2 separate regions of the Homo sapiens genome follow, and region 2 is linked to region 1. A link is an interaction called in ENCODE POLR2A ChIA-PET data of the cell type or tissue named here. Cell type or tissue: Panc1. All regions are shown on one strand. Each heading gives the region's core, and the rest is flanking DNA. Links, peaks and the distances in the headings are about the cores only.

Region 1 (8,292 bases), core at 1,790-6,789:
AGTGTTCAATATGAGCCATACACTGTTCTAAGTACTTAGAATTCATCAGTTAACAAAACAGGCACATATTCTAGCTTGTAGGAAATTAGGATGTTAGCTAGGAGTGACTGGCTTTAAACTATAAGCATGATAGATAAAAGTATGTTGGGTGTTAATAAGTGTTACTAGAAAAAATACAGTAAATAAAGCAGGGACCATAAAAGGTGACAAACATATGATGGAGGGAGGGGTGTTCATTAACAATTTTGCATAGTATGGTAAGGGTAAGGCTCAATGAGCAGGTGATCTTGAACAATGAGTTCATATGGTGGTGCCTGGTGTTTTGGTATATTTTAAGGAGGCAAAAGCAAAGGACTAGAGAAGACGGGGCAATAGAGGAGCAATAAAAGATGAGACAGAAAAGGAAGCAAGAGACCAACTCATGACAGCCTAACACGGCCTCAACGTTTGTAGTAAATCAAACAGGAAGTCCCTGGAAGATTTTAAAGCAGAGGGATAAATTGCCTAATATACATTTTATCAGATTCAGCAATGAATGTTGTGTTGATCATACAAAGTAGATAGGCAACTTGGGAAGCAGGGGGACCAGTTAGGAAGATAGTGAACTAAGTGAAGTAAGGGACGGTAGTGGCGTAAACAAAGCGGAAGTCGTAAAAGAGGGGTCCAATCCAATTTTAGGTATATCAGAACCAATTTTAGGTATATTGGGAGAAAAATGCAATGTCATGACAGATTGGATGTGGAATATTAGGGAAGAAGTCAAGGATGATGGTGATGGCCGGGTGTGGTGACTGACGCTTGTAATCCCCACAGTTTGGGATGCCGATGCGGGCGGATCACCTGAGATCAGGAGTTCGAGACCAGCCTGGCCAACATGGTGAAACCCCATCTCTACTAAAGTTACAAAACTTAGCCAGGCACACTCCTGTAATCCCAGCTATTCAGGAGGCTGAGGCAGGAGAATTGTTTGAACTCGGGAGGTGGAAGTTGCAGTGAGCTGAGATACCATGCCACTGCACTCCAGCCTGGGCAACTGTAGCCAGACTGCGTCAAGAAAAAAAAAAAAAAAAAAAAAGACAAAAGAATGATGGTGAGGTTTTCGTCCTGAGTAACCTGTGGAATGGATTGCCATCAATGAGATGGGGCCGGCTCTGGGTAGGAACAGATTCAGTGTAGGGAGGTATCAGGCTTATTTGGTTTGAGATATAGTATGTTCCATTTGCCTATCAGTTTTATCAAATATGCAATTGGATATATAAGACTGGAGCTACAGGAAATGGTCTGGACTGAAAATGTGGGAATAATTGCTATTAGAGATAGTATACAATATTATAAGATTGAGTAAGACCAGCAAAACAGAGAGTGTAGTTAGAGAACAGAAAAGGGCCAATGACAGGCCTGGATCACTCCAATGTTGTGTGCTGAGAGAAGAGAAAGAATCAGGGGAAAAAAAAATCCCAGTGAACTAGTGTAGTATAATGAAAAGCAATGAAGTGGAGTTTCCTAGAAGCCAAGCGAAGAAACTTTTATAAATTACTGTACACTGTAAACTAAATGAATTTCAGCGGGTTGGAAAGAGCAAACACCTTTATTGGTGATTGAAGAGAGAAATAGGGGGAGAGGAATTAGAGCATGAAAATGTAAAGAAGTCTTTCGGGTTTTCCTGCAAAGAGAAACAATGAAGTGCAACAAAATTTTATGGTGTTTTTAAAAAATAAAATAATTAACATTTTTCGTTTATATGCCAATGGGGTATGGTCCAATAGAGAAGGAGAAATTTATGATGTAAGAGAGGTTAATTATAGAACTAACATCCTTGAGTAGGAAGAAGAGGATGAAATCTACTGATCAAATGAAAGAAATGGCTTTCAATAAGATCAACTTTATAAGATACATTTTATAATTCTATGTTTAAGTATACACCCAGAAGTCTTAAATTGGTTTCTATACATTCAAATATATTCCTAATTTAATGCAAATTAATAACTGCCTATAAAAGATTTTGCTCATATTCTCTGTAAAGATAAGATCCATCTCAACAATATAGCAATTCACTGAGTACAGTTAAATGGAGTTCAGTGTTTAGACATGACACATGCATTAAAATGACTCATTCAACAAACATTGGCTGAACATTTACTGTATCCTTTAATTCTTTCTGAATAAGTATTGCTTCTTATCAAGAGCATGGATTAAAATAAGGTTAATAAGAAACCATTAGATTTCATAGCTGTGTATAACTGCTTTAAGGTTTTGACTGGACTATGGTAATGAAATAAAAGAGTCAATTCATAACATCAGGAGTGAGACAAATTTGCAAAAAGATCTTTTTAAATTAAAAGATTTAAAAGCACAAACTAAAATTACTTGGGTTTTTAGGGTAGTTACTGTAGAAGGAATTATGATATAATTTCACAATGTCTGATTTCTAAATGAATCGGAATTTCCCTCAAGGTTAATTTTGCTTCTTGGAAAGATGTCAATACTTTATTTCATTTTATACATGCTATGAATTGATTCATAAAGTATTCAGGCATCTCTTCATTATATAACAGTCAAAACCTATTTTCCAAAAAATGAAAGCAGATATACAGAGAAAATATATACAATTTATGCTAAATGTTCAAAGGACTATTTTCATCAAAATAAAGTATTGTAAATATTGATCAGAGTTAAAATTGAACACTAAATAAATACATAGTGATATCAAAGATATATATGTATACAAGTGTTATCTTGGAATAGTATATTACATTTTTGTATAGTTGTATTTCTCCCTTAGATGTTAAATTTCATGTTTGGTATAAAAACAACAGTTATATCTGTCCACCCTTGTCCAATTAATTTGAATTTTCTATGCATTCATCAAAGAGCACATTTTATATTTTCTGATAGCTTTATAATTTTTATTAAATACTATAAAGTAATACAATATATTTAAATTGGCTTATTATACATCTGTTGTCTCATAATTTACCTTTTATATTTATTCATGTACATATATAAATATGCATGTCAATTTCTGAATGTCTCTCATATCACAGGAAAGTTATTTTCATTAATTTGAGGCATTGATTGCCCATCATTTATTTTGCGCTTGTGACTATCCTTTCTGACAGCATAATATTTTCAATACTTTTTTATTCTCTTCATATGTTATTATCTAGTTCATATATTATTATTTAGCATTTTTATTTCTCTACTCTTCAAGGCATTTGCACCTTCTCAAAACTCCAATTTTCTCGTGGTCCAACTTGAGAAGACACCTGCATGAAGAGTTTCTCTTTATTACAGTCTGCCTTTAAATTCATAATATTTATACCATATTTGCTTATATCGGCTTATCAACCAAGAGTATAATTACCAGATTATAAGAATCTGCTGGCATATAGTTGGCTTTCAACAGGTACTGGCTAATTGAGTGAATGAATGAATATTTGCACTCAGATATAAAGTTATGTTCTACATTAATGAGAACACAAGTGCAGCTGCTGCAGCAAAGAATCAGAATAACAGTGACCTGCGATATAGTGAATATCAATATGTCAGGAATTCAGTCTCCTTTTAATTTATTACTCTGCCCATTTGGGGGGCATCACTCAAATCTACCTGGTCCATAGGAATCATAACCAAAGCTGTGTTCTATCCATTGTGAGGGTACCTTCATTACAAGGTCATGCATTTACCATTTCATTTAACATTAGTCAGAATTAGTGACATGTCCTCCACCTGCTGCAATAAAATCTGGAATTCTAGTCTTTATTATTGGTAGCCCACCATTCAGCTAAAATTTATGGTTCCATCACTAAAGCAAGACAGAGAGTTGTAGTAACCTCTGTTTCTTCATTTGCTTATAATCCTTGATTTTCTTTTTGCATATTTCTTGACCTTTGAACTTTGAACTTTGGAAAAAAAATATATTAACCACAGTATCGAGAGTCTGAATAAAAGGAAAAGAAAATGCAACATAATTAACTCATTTTACCAAATGAGAAAATGTAATAGGTTAAATTTTTAACGTCTGCACTAGACAAAACCAAAACATTTTTCTTTGTATTTTCTTTCTAATTTTGATTGACACTAATCATGTTACATAAATACAGAGAAAAGAACATAATTATTATATACCAATATTCCAACACATATATACATTTATGTACATACACACTATATATATGAAAACACACATACAAGCACATACACGCTTCTTCTCCACTCTTAAAGACATTTACATTTTTTCAAAACTCCATTTGTCTAGTATCTCTGTGAAGTTTGTGATAGCTCTGTGTGTGAAGCACCATCATTTATCATTTTTCTGGGTTTCCTTCTAATAGGATGTTTTAAACTTCTCACATCTGCTGCAAAAGATATGTCGCACACCTATCCATACATTTTAATGAAAAAATAAAGGCAAAAAAATAGGAAATTACTTATAAAAAATCAAATTATTTAAATGTTTGGGTGAGGATGTGAAGTCATGGACATTTTTGTATGATTTTGAAAACATACAGATAAAATAATGTAATATTTGATGTTATTATAAACCGTATATGTTTATTCTATAAAATTTATCACAAGATTATGTAAAAACAATAATGAAATTAGGAATGTGCCAAAACTTCATGCGTTTTTAGGAGAGATTTGTGGCTCTCAATACATAAAGTTTATGCACGAAGCCATAAATCATTTCCAGCATTTTTTTGTTATTCTTAAAAATCAGTCTTAAATAAGAGGAGGTAGAGTGTCAGCCTGCAGCAAACACAGATATGATATGGTGTCATTTTGTTGATCGGTGCTTAAGAAGACCGAATATTTCATATACTCCTCGAGGGGGCTTTTCTGACCTGTCATGCGTGGTTGAAATATACTGCTTCTCCCCTCTGGAAATTAGTTTACTGTGAGGCCTTCTTTAATGTTGTAGAGCCACAAATCTTCTAGGAAGTTAATAAAATTGTTCTTAGCTGCTGCTGGTCCATTCTTATTACAAGGATTAAACTGCCCTGTTCTTAATTGCAGAGTACAGATTGCTGTTGCAGGTTTTTCACTTGTAATAAAATGAAGTAATCTCTGAAGAATAATGATAGGACTAGGCAGGAATCACTCACCTCTTGTCTTCTAAGGGAAATGCTTTTTGTTTCCATGGAGATGCCTTTTATATATGATGAAAGGTACATGGGAGAAAGAGAAAAGCTAATAGGCTCAGGGTTTCATTTGGAGGGGTTAATACGACATGCAGACTCATTTGGTTTTGCTGGAATCACTAGTAGTGCAGTTGCATAAGTAGCATTTTCTCCCAATAGTCAATTAAACATCAATAATTTGCCAACAGCATAAAACTGGTATTGTATATATACACTTGATTTTTTCTCCATTTAATGTTATAATTAGGATGTTTGCCCCTAAGTTTTAGTACTGAGACTAACTCAACCAACTATAAAGTCTGATCTTTGGTAAGAGGGAGATTGTTTATATTCACATTAAAATAAAAAAGAAAGATAGACTATAGTGGCAAACTACTGAGATACTTTAATGTATACATGTTTATACATAATCAATTTTTTTCTCCCTTAAAGAGTAGACACATTATAAAATAATGTGGTAAAATGATCTAGTCAATGTTAAAGATATTATGATAACTTTATCATCAACATCAATATTGTCATAATCAAAAATATTAGAAACCTATTCAAAATACCACTTAATGGGGTGCTTACTGTCTTCTAGACTTTTGTTCTCTTTTTATTTTAAAATATATTAGATTATTTAATCTTTACAATAACTCTACAAATGAGGTACTATGATCTTCATGTTTTGCTCTGACTGTAAAGACGTAATGTAACTTCAACAGCAGAGCTTTTAAAAATACATTCATTTATACATAAAATAGATAGGTTGTAGTTTTACTAATTAACAATGTACGGATCATCCACTTTACAGGTATTTTTCTTGTCATGAATGACTCCACCTTTTCTTTTTGCTAAGGTACAACACATTAGACATATTCTTAGTAGAAGCTTTAGACAATGAGGAAAATGGAAATAAGATTGGTTGAGATCTTAAGACTTTCCAGGAACTGAGATACCACTTAATACGTTCAATCTCATCTCAGTTCTCTACAAATCTTGGAGACAAGATTTCTCTAACGAGAAAATGTGTGTGCAACAAAAATGAAATTCAACATTTTCAAGGACAAGTGCTTGAAGCCTATTTTGGACTCAGGACCATACCCTTGCGACTCTCTCACAACACCTCTTCAGGTTTGTGTTAAGATGCCATTTTATCTATTCCTCTTTTAGGTGGGGTATTTGGTCATGGTTTCAAACCACTGGGAAAATTCTTCCTGGTTTTTTATAATCCATTCTAACGCGACTATTTTGTGGTTGCATACATAATTGGGATATTATGTATCATTTTAAATCATATTTTCAGTTGTTTCAATGTCCTATAAAAGTGTTTTAATATAAAGTATTTGTTTTGTTCATCAGTGAAATAGTACGTAGTAGTACATATCTCATTTGACATTTGACAACACTTGAAAATATTTGCTTTTTTATTTATTTATTATTTTTAGACAGAGTCTTGCTCTGTTGCCCAGGTTGGAGTACAGTGGTGCGATCTCGGCTCACTGCAATCTCTGCCTCCCGGGTTCAAGCGATTCTCTTGTCTCAGCTTCCCGAGTAGCTGGGACTACAGGTGCATGCCCCCACATCCCGCTAATTTTTGTATTTTTAGTAGAGATGGGGTTTCACCATGTCAGCCAGGCTGATCTAGAACTCCTGACCTCAAGTGATCCATCCACCTCAGCCTCCCAAAGTGCTGGGATTATAGATGTGAGCCACCACACCCAGCCAATACTTGAAAATATTTATGAAGATAAAAACCAAATCATTTAGAGTTCTTATAGGTCAATAAAAACTGAAATATATTATCAAAGCAATAATATTTTGTTCTTGAAAAAGTAAATACTTGGTTTCTTCTCAATTTTCTGATTTTAATGTGATGCTAGTTAGAGTTGAAAAGAAAGGTGGGTTAGATGATGACTATTCACTTTTAAATATGGTCTCTCTGCAAAGTAAAAGACTCAAGTAACACCTCTCCAGCTAAAACGAAGCTGATTATGCTGCAAAGTGAATTTGCAGCACATTAATCATAATTTGTGAATATGTTGTAGAGACCGTTTTTATAATGACTTGCTGAAAAATGAGAAACCCTGAGTCCCTATCTCATTCATTTTATTGTGTTTATGAAGCTTCTAAAGTAGGAAAATTGAATGGCACCATAGGGATCAGAAGCAGCTGTTTGTGCTCTTTTGCTCACAGTTGATACAGTCATGACTCACACTCCTCCAAATTATGGAGATTTTTCAGCATTTTAACAAGCAACCTATGTTTATATTATTTTTCCATATCAGCATACATACTTCATGCTTAGTGAGGTTTGAATAAGAAAGAAACATACTGTATAACTTGATCATTATATATCAGTTTGCATTAACATACTTGGTCATAAATGTCCAATATTTTTCTATATAAATCTATCAAACATATCTCTTTAATAATAAATTTGCAAATGTTATGTTATGATATATCTGTTTAATAAATGGAGCTGTTTTAAAAATATTTAGCTATTTTAGGTATTTTAAAAAATATTTCCTCCTAGCAATGTTTTCATATTTGTCAATGCATAGACAAAGTGGTACGTGGGCCAGAAACTTGAAGAATGCTTAAATGTTTTCTAGAAAGATGAAGAAAAGAAGGACATTTCAGCATGGGGAATAAATTGCATTAATGAAGGCATAAATGTATGGAAAAGTGAGGTACAAACATAATGTGCTTCAGGAAGGTGTAAGGGATTTCCAGGAAATTAACATAAAGTTACAAACTGTGACAAGAGTAAAGGAAATAGAAAATCTTTTAAAAACTGTTACATATTTTGGATATTAAATCTTCATCAGATATATAGTTTGCAAATATTTTATCCCATTTTGCAGGTTGTCTACTAATTGTTGATTATACTGTGTGCTTGAAAATCGCTAAGATAGTATATTTCACATGTTCTCACTACAAAGACATAACTATATGAGGTAATGGATGTATTTACCAGCTTGATTCAGCCATTCTACAATATGTACATATACCTAAACATCATGCTGTACACCATAAAGATACAGAATTTGTATTTGTCAATTTAAAAAAAAGCTAAATAATACTTTTGCTGGTTTTGAATCTCAGGAATCTTTTATGAAGACTTTGGGGCTATCATTTTGAAATGTGGACCTCAGGGTGGAAAGGG
Region 2 (8,292 bases), core at 2,227-7,226, 190 kb after region 1:
AGCATTTACAATTATTCATAAATGTGCCACTCAGAAAAAAAAATTCAATGATTTTTAAAACTGACAATTATAACTTCAGTGATAGAGAAAATGTGTTTTAACAAGTCATTTTGGTTCATACATTTTTCGATTTTTAGAAAGTATTTTTAGCAATCCTCAATTATATTTGTTATGAATTTCTATTAAAAAGTACTTGTGTATCTAATTTAAGAAAAATGGAAAATTTTACCATGAAGTGCTCATATTTATAGGTACCAGAAACTCTCTATATGCCTGAGAGACCTTCTAAAGCAAATTATCGTATTTTAGATATGTTCATCAACATGAAATGTTAGATAAAGGATTTGAAAAAAAAAAGAAATGACATTTAAACTTGTCAATGTTCACCAATATTTCTTAACTCACTTTGATACAATTATTTGTATATATACTATAGATATTTATTGGATTTAGTGACACTGTTATTGGTTTAAAATTATTTTAAAAATCATGTTGGTAAACACAAACATTATATTTTGTCAATTGAATATAACTCCAGAAAAATTTGAAGACACACAAATGCATATGTGCATAAAACTCAACTTTAGTTAAAGATTTGATCAACATTCTTACTTGCTAATTAGCTATTTTATGACAATTGTGTTTGGTGCTGAAACTATCCCCGTATCATAATAATTCTCTGTCATATGTTATTCTAAGTTAACAAATTCTGGACCTGAAAAACATACTCTTCTATCAGTTCTGTCAGCTCAATTTATTTCAATTGAAAAAAATAATCAATTAACTTATCAAATAGATCAAAATAATGAGATGGTATTATGTAAATTTAACTAGTATTTTTAAAAATTGAAAGCAGTGTTAGTAGTTGAGATAAAATTTACGTGTTCAAAAATAATTAGTGTCACATGAATCAAACAGCATGAAAATGCCAACTTATGTATAGAAAGCTGTATCTTTAATCCTTCCAAGATTGTAAAGGCTACTTACAATTTTATGACTCATATAAAAAATTAACAATATCATTTCAATCATTTTGTTACAAAAAGTTTTAACATTACTAAAATAAGACTAATACTTGCTATTAATTCAAAATTGATTATTAGAATAATAATATATTATGGGTGGAGTGCAATTAATAAAATTATCTAATTTAACTTTTATTACACACATATTTTCTGTTTCAAAAAATTCACATTTTGAAATTACAGGAAATTTAAAACTGATTTCTTTTGAGACAATCATACTCCAAAAACTTATCCTGTATTTTATGCTTTAAAAATATTTTATGTGAAAATATTAAAGTCTCATTCTTTTTTTGTTGTTGTTCAAAGTAAACTATTTTAGAATGCATGAAAACACTTTTTTTCAAGATATTTATACTCATCTGTTTAATTCAATATAATACTGCTGCCCTCTAGAGGCAAAATTGGTTTCGGTCATTTATAGGTTTCAATATTCCCCATAAGAGATTAATAAATCAATTGCCAAAGACATAGAAAATACATAGACTCAATATGCAGAAAATATTCAAGAAGTATTATATGGCATTTTTGTCATTATTCTTTTGGTTGCACCACCCACAATTTTCAGTGTCTATCTTTACTGGTAAACAAATAGACTTTACTTAACATTAGGCTTCTATTAATTTTATTGGACTTGAAAAAAATAAAATGTTTAAAAAATCTAGTTGAGTTTCCCCTATTTCTATGTCCATTCCCAGGATAGAAAATTCTGTTATGAAAATTAGGAGTTAAATATTTAAAGAAAAAATATATAACGTGAAGTCAAAAGAATTGCCTCATTCTATTTAAAACATAGAAAGCATTATTTACATTATTTCAACATTATTAAAACCCAAGCATGGTATGGTAAGTTAAAATAAAAAGCACCATGAAGTATATTTTTCAGAACATCAAACACATAAATTTTTATAATTAGGGAAAATGGTTTAATATAGTGTTATATACATATGTGTGTGTATATATATATGTGAATGTGAATATGCTGTTGCTTTTAAAGGGTTGTTTTATGTGTAAAAAGTGACACAAGTGTGGGTTAGGGAGAGAAATTCAAAGAACTGTCCATTAGCTGAGTTAAAAGAGGTCTATTGTGGACACATCCACTTGAATGAAGTTGCCTTACAACTACTACTCAATTCCCTCCCAGTTCGGTTGGTACGATTTAAGCAATACCTCCCTAACAAGAGTCTAGAAGTTGTGTTTCATTTGGTGAATTTATTAACTTTATCTACCATTTTGATAACTGAATAACTTTTTATAGTTTCTTAGTATGTTTTATTGTACTTTTCCTTAAAATCAGGACATATTAAAAAGGAAATAAAGAACATTATTACAGTGTTGATGGAGATTACATGTTATATCTTTTATTTTTACTTTATAGATACGGAGTTGCCACCACTGAAACTTATGCATTCATTTTGTGCATTCAAGGCGGATGATGGCCCATGTAAAGCAATCATGAAAAGATTTTTCTTCAATATTTTCACTCGACAGTGCGAAGAATTTATATATGGGGGATGTGAAGGAAATCAGAATCGATTTGAAAGTCTGGAAGAGTGCAAAAAAATGTGTACAAGAGGTAGGTTTCTGGGAACCCTTATTACTCAAGACCCTTTAGGGCTATTGAGTCTAATTATGGATTTGATAATTTAGGGAGAAAAGTAATTTCATGCTGTTTTAATATTTCCAAGGAATCTTTTATTTCCACATTTTTAGACTTTCAGGGAATCCTAAAAACATTTAAGGAAAATGATAATTCTGAATTGTACCATGAAATACCCACATTTATAGGTACCAGAAACTCTCTATATGCCCGAGAGACATTTTAAAGCAAATTATCAAATTTTAGGTACGGTCAACTTGCATGTTCAACTATCATTTTTCATTTTCTTCATATCAGTGAATTATAAAATATGAGGCCCCATTTATTGTCTTATACTCTTATCCATAATAAAGACAGAAGAAAAAAACCTCAACTCATGTTCAAAGAATTGTGAAGTATTTTTAAAATAAAGTGGGTGTAATTCGGCCTCCCAGACTTGTAATCTCAGTTGGCAGAAGAAAAACTGTTAGTCACATTGACTTAGTCTTTCCTTTGTCAACACAATGGTCTCATCGCTATACTCTCTCAAGATCATGAATCTGGAAATTGAAGCTCTATGGCTCTTAATTACAAAATTGTAAGCTGCATAAAATAGTAGAACTATATATGAAATTTAAGATTTTTTTATTATTGGAACCTTAAAATACTACAGGAAATAAAAATAGAATACCATAGAAAAGAAAAATCATCCCTGATGACCCTTGTGGACTTTACTAAACCCAATGTTTTATATTAATATTACTAAGTTATAAATTTCAAAAGTACGTCATATTATATTAAACTTTTACTCTGCATTAATCCTACTAAAATTTAACATTTTTGCAAATTTTGCTAATTACTTTATTGTATGGGATTTTATATCTTCTCACTAAGATAAATTACAAATAATTACTGACCAAAATTTTGAATGTTTTTTTTTTAATGTCAGGCTATTCTTCCAAATTGTAAGTTACTCAAGGGATAGAATAAGTTGAGTTGCTTTTATTTCCCTAGTTTCTAGACCAATATTCTACCATAGCATGTTCGTAGAGCTGGTTGGATACAATTGAGGTGATACAGAAATGATATCTCTGGTTAGTAACACTAGATGTCTTGTTTTTTGCAAATCAGGCAGCTCTGCATTCTCACTCTGTTACTGCTTTCTAAATAGCTTTTACTAAACAGCCTTGGCATCATGGTGCTCTTGGCCTGTGGGAAAACTTCCATGTGGTGAAAAGAGTGAACTTCTCTCCTCTGTGGCTCTGTAAGATGTTTAGTTGTATGCTCCCAAGCTGAAAGAAGAGAATAGACACGAATATATTTCTTTAACCTCACAGCACTGATTTCTCTGTTTCCTCTCCATAGATGCCCTAGGAATGTTACTAACACAGTTTAGGCAGCTCAGTGGTCCTCAGTGGTGCTTTTGGTTTTTGTGATTGCTTGGTCTTTTCCCATTCATCACAGATTTCTATACCCCATTTTCTTCCATACATATTGGGCCAAGTATCCTTTTGTGTTGAGTTGAAAATCATTCTTAGTTGTCAGTACCTTGGCTAGAAGCCTGGTTGCCTCATTCTTTGTAATCCCCACTCTTTCATTTAGCAGGCTATTTATTTTCATCAACTGGCCTCTTTCCTGAAATATATACCTGTTCTTTTTATATATGTGTATAGTTCAAGTCTTATGGTTTATCATTGTGCAAAACTTACTCTTTTCTTTAAAGGTTAGGGAAATGTAATCATTTTGCTCATCAGTGATAGCCTTGCTTATCATCATTTAAAATATCATTTCTGGCTAGCATGTAAATGTAACTCTCTTACCCCCATCTCCTCATTATCTATCAAAATTCACTTGAGGCTGGGTGCAGTGGCTCACACCTGTAATCCCAGCACTTTGGGAGGCTGAGGTGGGTGGATCACCTAAGGTCAGGAATTTTAGACCAGCCTCACCAATATGGTGAAACTCCGTCCCTACTAAAAATACAAAAATTAGCTGGGTATGGTGGCATGTGCCTGTAGTCCCAGCTACTCAGGAGGCTGAGACAGGAGAATTGCTTAAAACCAGGAGCCAGACGTTGCAGTGAGCCAAGATTGCACCACTGCACTCTAGCTGTGCAACAGAGGAAGACTCCATGAAAAAAAAAGAAAAGTCACTTGCAATTATTGTATGAATGTCTGAGTGTTTTATACAGCAGACTACTGATAAGGATATAACTGGTATATGGAAAAAATATGGCTAGACTTTTAAAAACGCACCTAAGGAGAGAATTTAATCGGCAGCCATGATGGATAAATAGAACAAGACTTTCTCTCCCCAACATAAAGAACTATAAAACTGGACAAAATGTAAAAAACTACTGTTTGCAAGCATTGAACAAAAGGCAGTGCAGGATTGTGACCTCTGGGAGAAGGTAAATACATAAGATGAGCCCTGCAGTCTCCCCTGCTTCCTGTGTGAAGGCATTCAGAACCACCATTACATGAAAGAAACCCAAGTACAGCATGGTGGTCTCTCTGAAAAGAGGAGATGGCTATTAGAGATTAGAAAGCAGAAGTGGTTGTGGTTTTTCTAACAATGTGTGTTATATGGTTTCACTCTGTGTCCCTACCCAAATATCATCTTGTAGCTCCCATAATTCCCATATGTTGTGGGAGGGACTGGTGGGAAATGATTGAATCATGGGGGATGGGGCGGGGGGGAAGGTGGTCTTTCCCATGCTATTATCGTGGTAGTGAATGGGTCTCACATGATCTTATGGTTTTAACAAACAGGAGTTTCTCTGCATAAGCTCTCTCTTTGCCTGCCGCTATCCATGTAAGATGTGACTTGCTCACAGTAAATTGGTACCAGTAGAATGGGGTGTTGCTGGAAAGATACCTGAAAATGTGGAAGTGACTTTGGAACTGGGTAACAGGCAGAGGTTGCAACAGTTTGGAGGGCTCAGAAGAAGACAGGAAAATGTTGGAAAGTTTGGAACTTCCAAGAGACTTGTTGAAAGGCTTTGACAAAAATGCTGATAGTGATATGAACGATAAGGTCCAGCCTGAGGTGGTCTCAGATAGAGATGAGGAACTTTTTGGGAAGTTGAGCAAAGCTGACTCTCATTATGTTTTAGCAAAGAGACTGGCAGCATTTTGCCCCTGCCCTAGAGATTCGTGGAATGTTGAACTTGAAGAAATGATGTAGAGTAATTGACAGAATAAATTTCTAAGCACCAAAGCATTCAAGGGGGGTTTAGGTGCTGTTAAAGGCATTCAGTTTCAAAAGAGAAACAGAGCATAAAAGTATGGAAAATTTGCAGCTTGACAATGCAAGTGAAAAGAAAATTACATTCTCTGAGGAAAAATTCAAGCCAGCTGCAGAAATTTGCATAAGTAACAAGGATCTGAATGTTAATCACCAGGAAAATGGGGAAAATATCTCTAGGGCATGTGAGACATTTGTGCCAGCTCTTCCCATCACAGGCCTGGAGGCTTAGGAGGAAAAAGTGGTTTCCTGGACCCGGCCCAGGGTCCTCATGCTGTGTGCAGTCTAGGGACTTCGTGCCCTGTGTCCCAGCCACTCCAGCCATGATTGAAAGGGGTCAACGTAGAGCTAGGGCCAGAGCTTCAGAGGGTGCAAGCCTCGAGCCTTGGCAACTTCCACATGGTATTGAGCCTGAGAGTATACCGAAGTCAAGAATTGAGGTTTGGGAACCTACATCTAGATTTCAGAAGATGTATGGAAATGCCTGGATGCGCAGATAAAAGTTTGCTGCATGGGTGGGGCTCTCATGGAGAACCTCTGCTAGAGCAGTGCAGAAGGGAAATGTAGAGTCAGACCCCCGACACAGATTCCCTACTGGGGCACTGCCTAGTGGAGCTGTGAGAAGAAAGCCACCATACTCCAGGCCACAGAATGGTAGATCCATTGACAGCTTGCACCATGCACTTGCACATTTCAAAACTGATCATGCCTTCCCAATAGTCCCCCAAATTCTTAACTCATTTCAGCATTAACTCAGAAGTCCACAGTCCAATGTCTCATCTGAGACAAGGCAAGTCCCTTCTGCCTAGGAGCTTGTAAAATCAAAAGCAAGTTAGTTACTTCCTAGATACAATGGGGGTACAGGCATTGGGTAAATACAGCTGTTCCAAATGGGAGAAACTGGCCAAAACAAAGGGTCTACAGGCCCCATGGAAGTCCAAAATCCAGCAGGGCAGTCAAATCCTAAAGCTCCAAAATGATCTCCTTTGACTCCATGTCTCATATCCAGGTCACGCTGATGCAAGAGGTGGGCTCCCATGGTCTTGGGCAGCTCTGCCCTTGTGACTTTGCAGGGTACAGCCTCCCTCCTGGTTGTAACACTTATTTACAGCCAACTGTTCTTTGACAAAATCAACAAAAACACACAGTGGTGAATGGGCACTCTATTCAATAAATGGTGTTGAGAAATTGGATAATCATATGCAGAAGAATAAAACTGGAATAATGTCTCTTGCCTTATACAAAAATGAACTCAAAATAGATTAATGACTTAAATGTAAAACCTGAAACTATAATAATTCTAGAGGAAAATCTGGGAAAAACCCTCCTACATATTGACCTAGGCAAAGAATTTATGACTAAATCCTCAAAAGCAAATGCAAGAGAAACAAAAATAGCCAAATGAGAGTTAAATTGAAGTTGATCCACAAGTAACTTAAATTAAAAATGTTCTGCACAGCCAAAGAAGTATCAGAGTGAACAGATAACCTAAGGAATGAGAAAAATATTTGCAAACTGTGTATTGGACAAAAGACTAATATCTAAAATGTACATGTAACTCAAACAATTCAACAAGAAAATAACAAACCATTTAAAAAATGGACAAAGGACATGAAAAGGTATTTTTCAAAAGAAACATATACACAACCAACAAGCATATGAAAAAATGCTGAAAATCACTAATCATCAGACAAATGCAAATTAAAACCACAATGAGATACCATATTATACCAGTCAGAATGGCTACTATTAAAAAGTCAAAAAATAACAGATGTTGAAGATTAGGAGAAAAAAGAATGCTTATAAATTGTTGCTGGAAATGTAAATTAGTATAACCTGTATGGAAAACAGTATGGAGATTTCCCAAAGACCTAAAAAATAGAACTACCATTTGTTCCAGCAATCCCACTACTGGCTGTCTACCCAAAAGCAAATACATCATTATATCAGAAAGATAACTGTACTTGTATGTTTAGCACAGCACTATTTACAGTAGCAAAGATATAAAATCAACGTAAGTGTCTATTAACAGATGATTGGGTAAATAAAATGTGATATTTATATATACACATATACTCCATGGAGTACTACTCAGCCATTAAAAATAAAATCATGTCTTTTATAGCAGCATGGATGGAACTGGAGGCTATTATCTTAAGTGAAATAACTCAGAAACAGAAATTCAAATACCACATGTTCTAATTTATAAGTGGGGGGTAAATAGTGCATACATGTGGGCATAGTAGAATAATAGACAATGGACACTCAGGAAGATGGGAGGATGAAAGGGAACTGGGGAATGAGAAACTATCTAATGGGTACAATGGACACTATTTGGGTTATGGTTACACTAAAATCCACTTCACCACTATGCAATATAACCACATAACAAAATCGTACTTCTAGCCCCTAAATCTATGAAAATAAAAAAGAAATAAATTTTTA

Evidence for each region. ChIA-PET counts read pairs that join two places held together with the same protein. Peaks named below come from ENCODE experiments on the same cell type or tissue, not always from the same donor. Only the 100,000 strongest peaks of a DNase experiment are listed, where the experiment ranks them.
Region 2: POLR2A ChIA-PET joins it to region 1 with 8 read pairs; 1 of 35 experiments calls an interaction of 5 or more read pairs at or near these places.

The regions. Positions count from the first base shown.
Region 1 is chr2:187,683,393-187,691,684 of GRCh38, reverse strand. No RefSeq gene overlaps it. Among named protein-coding and RNA genes, the nearest start is that of TFPI, 130 kb to the right of the region's middle. In Panc1, for the core only: no CTCF peak of the experiment used is centred there; a DNase peak (open chromatin) is centred at 2,084; H3K27ac peaks cover 698 bases.
Region 2 is chr2:187,491,187-187,499,478 of GRCh38, reverse strand. TFPI (tissue factor pathway inhibitor) reads left to right here. Exons shown (of 8, transcript NM_006287.6): 3 at 2,401-2,598. The region is part of intron 2 of CALCRL-AS1 (CALCRL and TFPI antisense RNA 1); the gene reads right to left. Among named protein-coding and RNA genes, the nearest start is that of CALCRL, 47 kb to the right of the region's middle. In Panc1, for the core only: no CTCF peak of the experiment used is centred there; no DNase peak of the experiment used is centred there; H3K27ac peaks cover 886 bases.